2 separate regions of the Homo sapiens genome follow, and region 2 is linked to region 1. Evidence: chromatin loops called from intact Hi-C (ENCODE). Cell type or tissue: breast epithelium. All regions are shown on one strand. Each heading gives the region's core, and the rest is flanking DNA. Links, peaks and the distances in the headings are about the cores only. Region 1 has its middle 69 kb from the start of TNKS2-DT. Region 2 has its middle 20 kb from the start of PPP1R3C.

Region 1 (2,918 bases), core at 153-2,652:
AATTGCTTAAGTGAAAAACTTGGAGTTTTCCATGACTCCTCTCTCCTTCCCACACCCTACATCTAATCCATTAGCAAATTCTATTTGTTTCACTTTCATAACATACTCCAAATATCAAATATTTCTCACCCCCTCCACCACTACTGCCTTGATCTCAGCCAGCATTATCTATTGCTTGGGCCACTGTAATAGTTTCCTATTTGGTTTCTCTGCTTCCATCCCTGCCTCCCTACAATCTATTTTCCAGAGAACAACTAAAGTGATCTTTTTAAAAATATAAACCTCATGATATCACTCCTTTACTCAAAACTTTCCAATCTCTTTTAGTAGAATAAAATACAAACTTCCTAACATAATCTACAAGGCCTGGCATGATCTGGCCTCTGGTTATCTCATCACCATCAGCATTTGTATCACCCTCCAACTTGCTCACCCTACTTTAAGCATTGCCGGCCTTGTTGTTACTCAAGCATGCCAATCACATCTCTCTTATTGTTCCTTCTGCCTGGAGCAGTCGCCCTCCAGACACATTTCCCCTCATTTGTTCAGGTCTCTACTCAATGATCACCCTATCAGAGGAGACTTTCCTGAGTGCTTTATCTAAAAAAACATGTCGCTCATCATATGCTGACTCTCACCTTCCCTTACATTACTGAATACATTACTGCTTGACTTTATATTCAACATTTATATTAAATATATAGTATAAATATGTTTATTGTCCCCAGCACAAATACAACAAACATAAATTATTATTTACCAGTACATTCCTAGCATTTTTTTAAAAGTGCCTGACATGCAAGAGGAGCTTAATAATTGTATTTGCTGAATTAATAAACTTCTTGTAGACCTCTGCCCAAACTTGAGTTATACTATGTTACCATTCTTTGCCATTTCCTCTACATTTTCTAAGTTAATGGTTATGGCAAATTTTGTTCAACACTTAAGCCCCACTTAAATGACAATAAAATTCTGATTTGTTCAAGTAAGCATAGAGCCATTGATCTAACTCAGTCCCAAGCAATGAATCATGACTGGTTTAAACCAATCATGGTAATCTCATTCCATTTTGCCATCAATTGTTGTACAATAGACATGTGATCTGATTTCATCAAATGCGGTGTAAGGGGAAGTTTACTAAAGGATTTCCTTTCTGAAATAAAAAGAGAGTCTTGGAAGTAACTACTGTTTTGTACCTGTCTCTTCTTTTCTTCTTGGAATGTAGATGTGATGATATAATGTCCAGGGCTGTGGCTGCTATCTTGCAACAATGAAGTGACATGTATTGAGGCAGGCAAATAGGATCTGGTGACACGGAACTTAAGGCTAATTTGTCCTAACTTCTTAAAAGAGAAAGCACCAAGGTGTGGCGGCAGGAAATCTAAGGCCAATTCACGCTGACTTCACAAAGCTGGATCAAAAAGAAAACCCCTGGGTCTGGCAGCAGAAAACCTAAGGCCAATTAACACAAACTTCCTAAAGCTAAACCAAAAGGGAAAAACCCCATTTTCCCTAGCTGAATAGCAAAGGATCAAGGCTACTCTCCCTGCAACCTTCCCCCTTCCACCATACCTCAGATGGAAAGGGAGAGTGCCTTGGACTGGCCATGGGCCAAGCAGGGACCATCCCTTTACTGCATAGGGTGCCAATTCACCTCACCCTTCAATTAGCCATAGACCAAATCCTTCATACAGATCAGGGGTAGCTGAGAAGAACCTCAAATGGGGTACTTAAAACCCAGAAAACTTTGTAACTGGGTGTATTAGTCTGTTTGCATGCTGCTGATAAAGACATACCCAATACTGGATAATTCATAAAGCAAAAGAGGTTTAATGAACTCACAGTTCCACATGGCTGAGGAGGCCTCACAATCATGGTGAAAGGTGAAAGGCTAAAGGCACATCTTACATGGTGGCAGACAAGAGAGAGGTGAGAGCCAAGTGAGGGGGTTTCCCCTTATAAAACCACCAGATCCCATGAGACTTAATCACTACCACAAGAACAGTATGGGGGAAACTGTCCCCATGAGTCAATTATCTCCCACCAGGTCCCTCCTACAACATGCAGGAATTATGGGAGCTACAATTCAAGATGAGATCTGGGTGGGGACACAGCCAAACCATATCACTGGGCCTTTGAGCTGCTTGCCCAGGCCCACTCCCACCCTGCGGAATGCTTTCTCACTTTAATAAATTCCTGCTTTCACTGCTTCTTTCCTGCGTTTCATTCCTCTGCTACTTTGTGTGTTTTGTTAAATTATTTATTCAAAATGCCAAGGACCTGGACAATTCATCATTGAGACCCTCCACTGGGAACAGCATGAAGACTAAAAATCAACCCAGAGAGGATAGCAGAGTAGAAAGATAGAAAGACCCTGGTCCTTGATTACATCATTGAGCAATTAAATAAATCTGGAACTGCCCATTTCCAGACTTCCTATTAAGTAATAATAAGTGTTCTTATGGTTTAAGCTATTGTTAGTTTAGATTTCCCTTTATTTGAAGCCAAATGATATCCTAACTAATTCAATTATTTTATTTATAAATGTATTTGTGAGGACAAATGTGTTTTTCCTTATGTAGAACATTCTGGGTATAAAAAGGGAGGGAAGAAGAAAAAGAAAAAGGAGAAGAGAAAGGAAGCAACAAACCCAACTAATTTGTGGATGAAATAACCCTGGAGGCAGAGTGAATTACAGGAAGGATAAGGAAACAAAAAAAAAATTAATCAGTATTTTCCTTGCTCATCATCTAGTCTCATCCCCCTCCAATCTTCCTTTATCTGATCTTTTCACTAATGTAGAAGTATCATAAACTAAACCACTGCTCTTATAAATATACCACACTCTGGGTAACCATATGCACAGAGTCAAAATTTTTTTTAATTAAAAAATGAATAAATAAATAAATCTACCACAT
Region 2 (2,918 bases), core at 273-2,772, 76 kb before region 1:
GGTTAGGCAGATGAGGTAGGTGATCAAGTTTGCATTTTTTAAATGTACACTCTTTGGGTCATGTCTACACTAAAAGTCCAGACATCACCATTACACAATATATCCATGTAACACAACTGCATTGTATCCCCTAAATCTATAAAAAATTTTAAAATGCAAAAAAAAATCACTCTAAGAGCTTCTGTGTAGAGAAGAGATGGAAGAGGTGTAAGAGGAGAAAGGGAGTCTGGTTATGAGGCAATTAGAGTCACAAAGTTGGCAAATGATGAGCCACAGTGGAAAAATCTGAGGCTGGCTACAGAGGTGTGACACAGAACTAGGAGGGACAAGGGAGCAACAGAAGCCCAGCAAGATCTTCAACATCATGCACATAAGACCACCGGGCTCTCTCCACTCTCTTCTTTGCCTCATGGAGTTTATATTGCCCAGCTGCAGTGACCTCCTCACCAATCGCAGTGACTGCCTCACCAATCACAGTACACCTTGTGCCTGGGGTACACTATCTATCTGGAATGTTCTTCCTCTCACCCAAATCCTACCCATCCTCCAAGACTAGCTCAAAAGATAATAAGTAACCATAGCTAACAATTTCTGACAACTTACTATTTTCCAGATATTATGTTAGCATTAGCTCATATAATTGGCCTACCTATGAAGGAGGTACTGTCACTCACTCCATTTTACTGATGAGGAATTGGGCTCAGAGCTGTTAAGTGCTCATAATCACACCACACTGGGCTTGAACCCAGGCCTGGATACCTTCAAAACCCTGTGTTTGATCCTGACCTAACATTGCCCCTGAAATAGCAATAGTTAACTTTGTTGATGACTTACTAAGTGACAGGTATTAAGCACTCCCTCAAACTGTTTTATTTGATGCTGGTAACAACCCAATGAGATAAGAAACAATTTAAATATCATCTTCAGGGTATGAAACTAAAGCAGAGAAAGTTAGAAACTAGCTCAAATGCCACCTCCTCAACAAAGTTTTGCCAGATTCCCCACACTCTTGAACACGATTCCTCCCTCCTCTGAAATCTGAGGCACTGCAATGCATCTCCAATAGCATCACCACCCTCTGCTTCATATCCTTGCTGCTTAGCCTGTATCATCTTTTTATTAAAAGGGCAATCTAAGTCTGACTCACCGTCAATTACCCCAAGCGCCTGTCCGTAGTTTCCCAACGGCCATTCCCTGACAATTACTTGCTTCAAGTAAGCACTTGCAGTATATTAATGAGTGAACACTGGAATGCCTGCAATGTGCCATCAAGGGACTCAACTAGTGATGAGTCACAGAGTTCCCCTCAGTATTTGCTTAGACCACAGCACTGGGCCCTCCAACCAGGGCAGAGCCAGTTATCTCACAGCCACTAGACTTCTGGATCACATTCAACATTAACCGAGGCACTATGTACACTGCCTGAAGAGCAGAAAAAAGAAATTCAATTTCTATTTATTATAAGTAGCTCATTAGGTAGTAAAATAACCATAGTGGTGGAGAGTTGTAGGTTTTGGAAGCCGTTACACCCAGTCCTGCTCTTCACTGCTCCATAAGCTTGATCCCATTAGTGACTTTACTTACTTGAACTGCAGACTCCTCATCTATAAAATAAAAAACAATAAGAACCACCTGCTTGGGATTGTTAGGAGGATTAAGTGAGACAATACATGAAAAGCATCTATAACTAAGGTGCCTGGCAGTAAATGGTAGTTATAATTAAATATGAAAGTAGTATATTCTGCATACTGCATTTAAGGGGTATCACTGGCAAACAGGAAATCTGAAAGAGAACAAGAGGATTGTTCCATACGCTGTCAAAGGAACTGGAGGAGTTTGGCCTATGACATCTAGGAGAATGTACAAGACGTATCTTAATAGATCTGTAGAATTCGCATGTGGAAGAGAAAGATGAATTCTGTGTGGCTCCTAAGATGAACTAGAACCAGTGGATAAAGTGGTAAAGCCCAAATTTTGATTCACTATAAGGGAAGCCTTTCAAATGACTAGGCTGTCCAGTTGGACTGGAAAACTAGCAGGAGTTTGCTCATTGGACTTGCTCAGGCAAAGCCTGGAAGATACGTCAGAGATACTAAAGGCAGAAATGCTTTATGTGGGAGGTCAGCCTCAATGGCAAGGAAGTTTCATGCTAATGCCAAGATTCTGTTATTCTGTTGTCCAAAAATGCAAATGCACACGGGAAAGTTGAATAATGAAAGATCCAAAGGTTTCATGCACTCGATTATTAATTCTGGAGTGGCACAAATTAATCTATCAGCTGCAATGATTTATTTCCACCCACATCCAGGTAGACTCCTTTTCCTGAATACTTACAAAGATGATTCAGAGCTGTCATCTTGGCATCTCTCCAGACAATAGACTCATAGTTTCCTAAAGTTGGACAGAACCTGTGAGTTTTTTTAAACCAACTTCTGATCAAATGTCTTTGAATAGAAGAATAATCTCACACTCCTTAGCTGGTTAGCAGCGCACAGAGAAAAACAATCCCTACACAGTGGAGATAAACACATAAAGTGATTACTGTGAACATCCAAACTTTAGGCACCAGGACTGCTATCTAGCGAGGGCTATTCTCTGCTTCCAGGATGGCGCCTTGTTACTGCGTCCTTCAGAGGAGCGGAACCCTGTGGCCTCACATGATGGAAGGCAGAAGCAAGTCAATCAAACCCTGCATAAAGCCTCTTTTATGAGGGCCTTAATTGCACTGGTGAAGAAGGAGACCTCATGGCCTAATGACCTCTTAAAGGCCCCACCTCTTAATCCTCACACTTTGGCCATTACGTTTCAACACCCAAAGTTTGGAGGGGACACATTCAAAGCATAGCACTCCCCATGCTTCTAGAAAAAGGATAGGGCATCACCAAAGCAGTTGAGAAGCAAAAATAGGTGCCTTTACT

The links. A loop is a pair of places that touch in the nucleus more often than their neighbours do. Peaks named below come from ENCODE experiments on the same cell type or tissue, not always from the same donor. Only the 100,000 strongest peaks of a DNase experiment are listed, where the experiment ranks them.
Region 2: it touches region 1 in a loop (23-fold over the local background); 1 of 110 quality-filtered maps calls a loop at or near these places.

Annotation. Positions count from the first base shown.
Region 1 is chr10:91,727,607-91,730,524 of GRCh38, forward strand. No RefSeq gene overlaps it. Among named protein-coding and RNA genes, the nearest start is that of TNKS2-DT, 69 kb to the right of the region's middle. In breast epithelium, for the core only: no CTCF peak of the experiment used is centred there; no DNase peak of the experiment used is centred there.
Region 2 is chr10:91,651,353-91,654,270 of GRCh38, forward strand. No RefSeq gene overlaps it. Among named protein-coding and RNA genes, the nearest start is that of PPP1R3C, 20 kb to the left of the region's middle. RefSeq lists an enhancer at 1,502-2,701. In breast epithelium, for the core only: no CTCF peak of the experiment used is centred there; a DNase peak (open chromatin) is centred at 1,259; H3K27ac peaks cover 2,421 bases.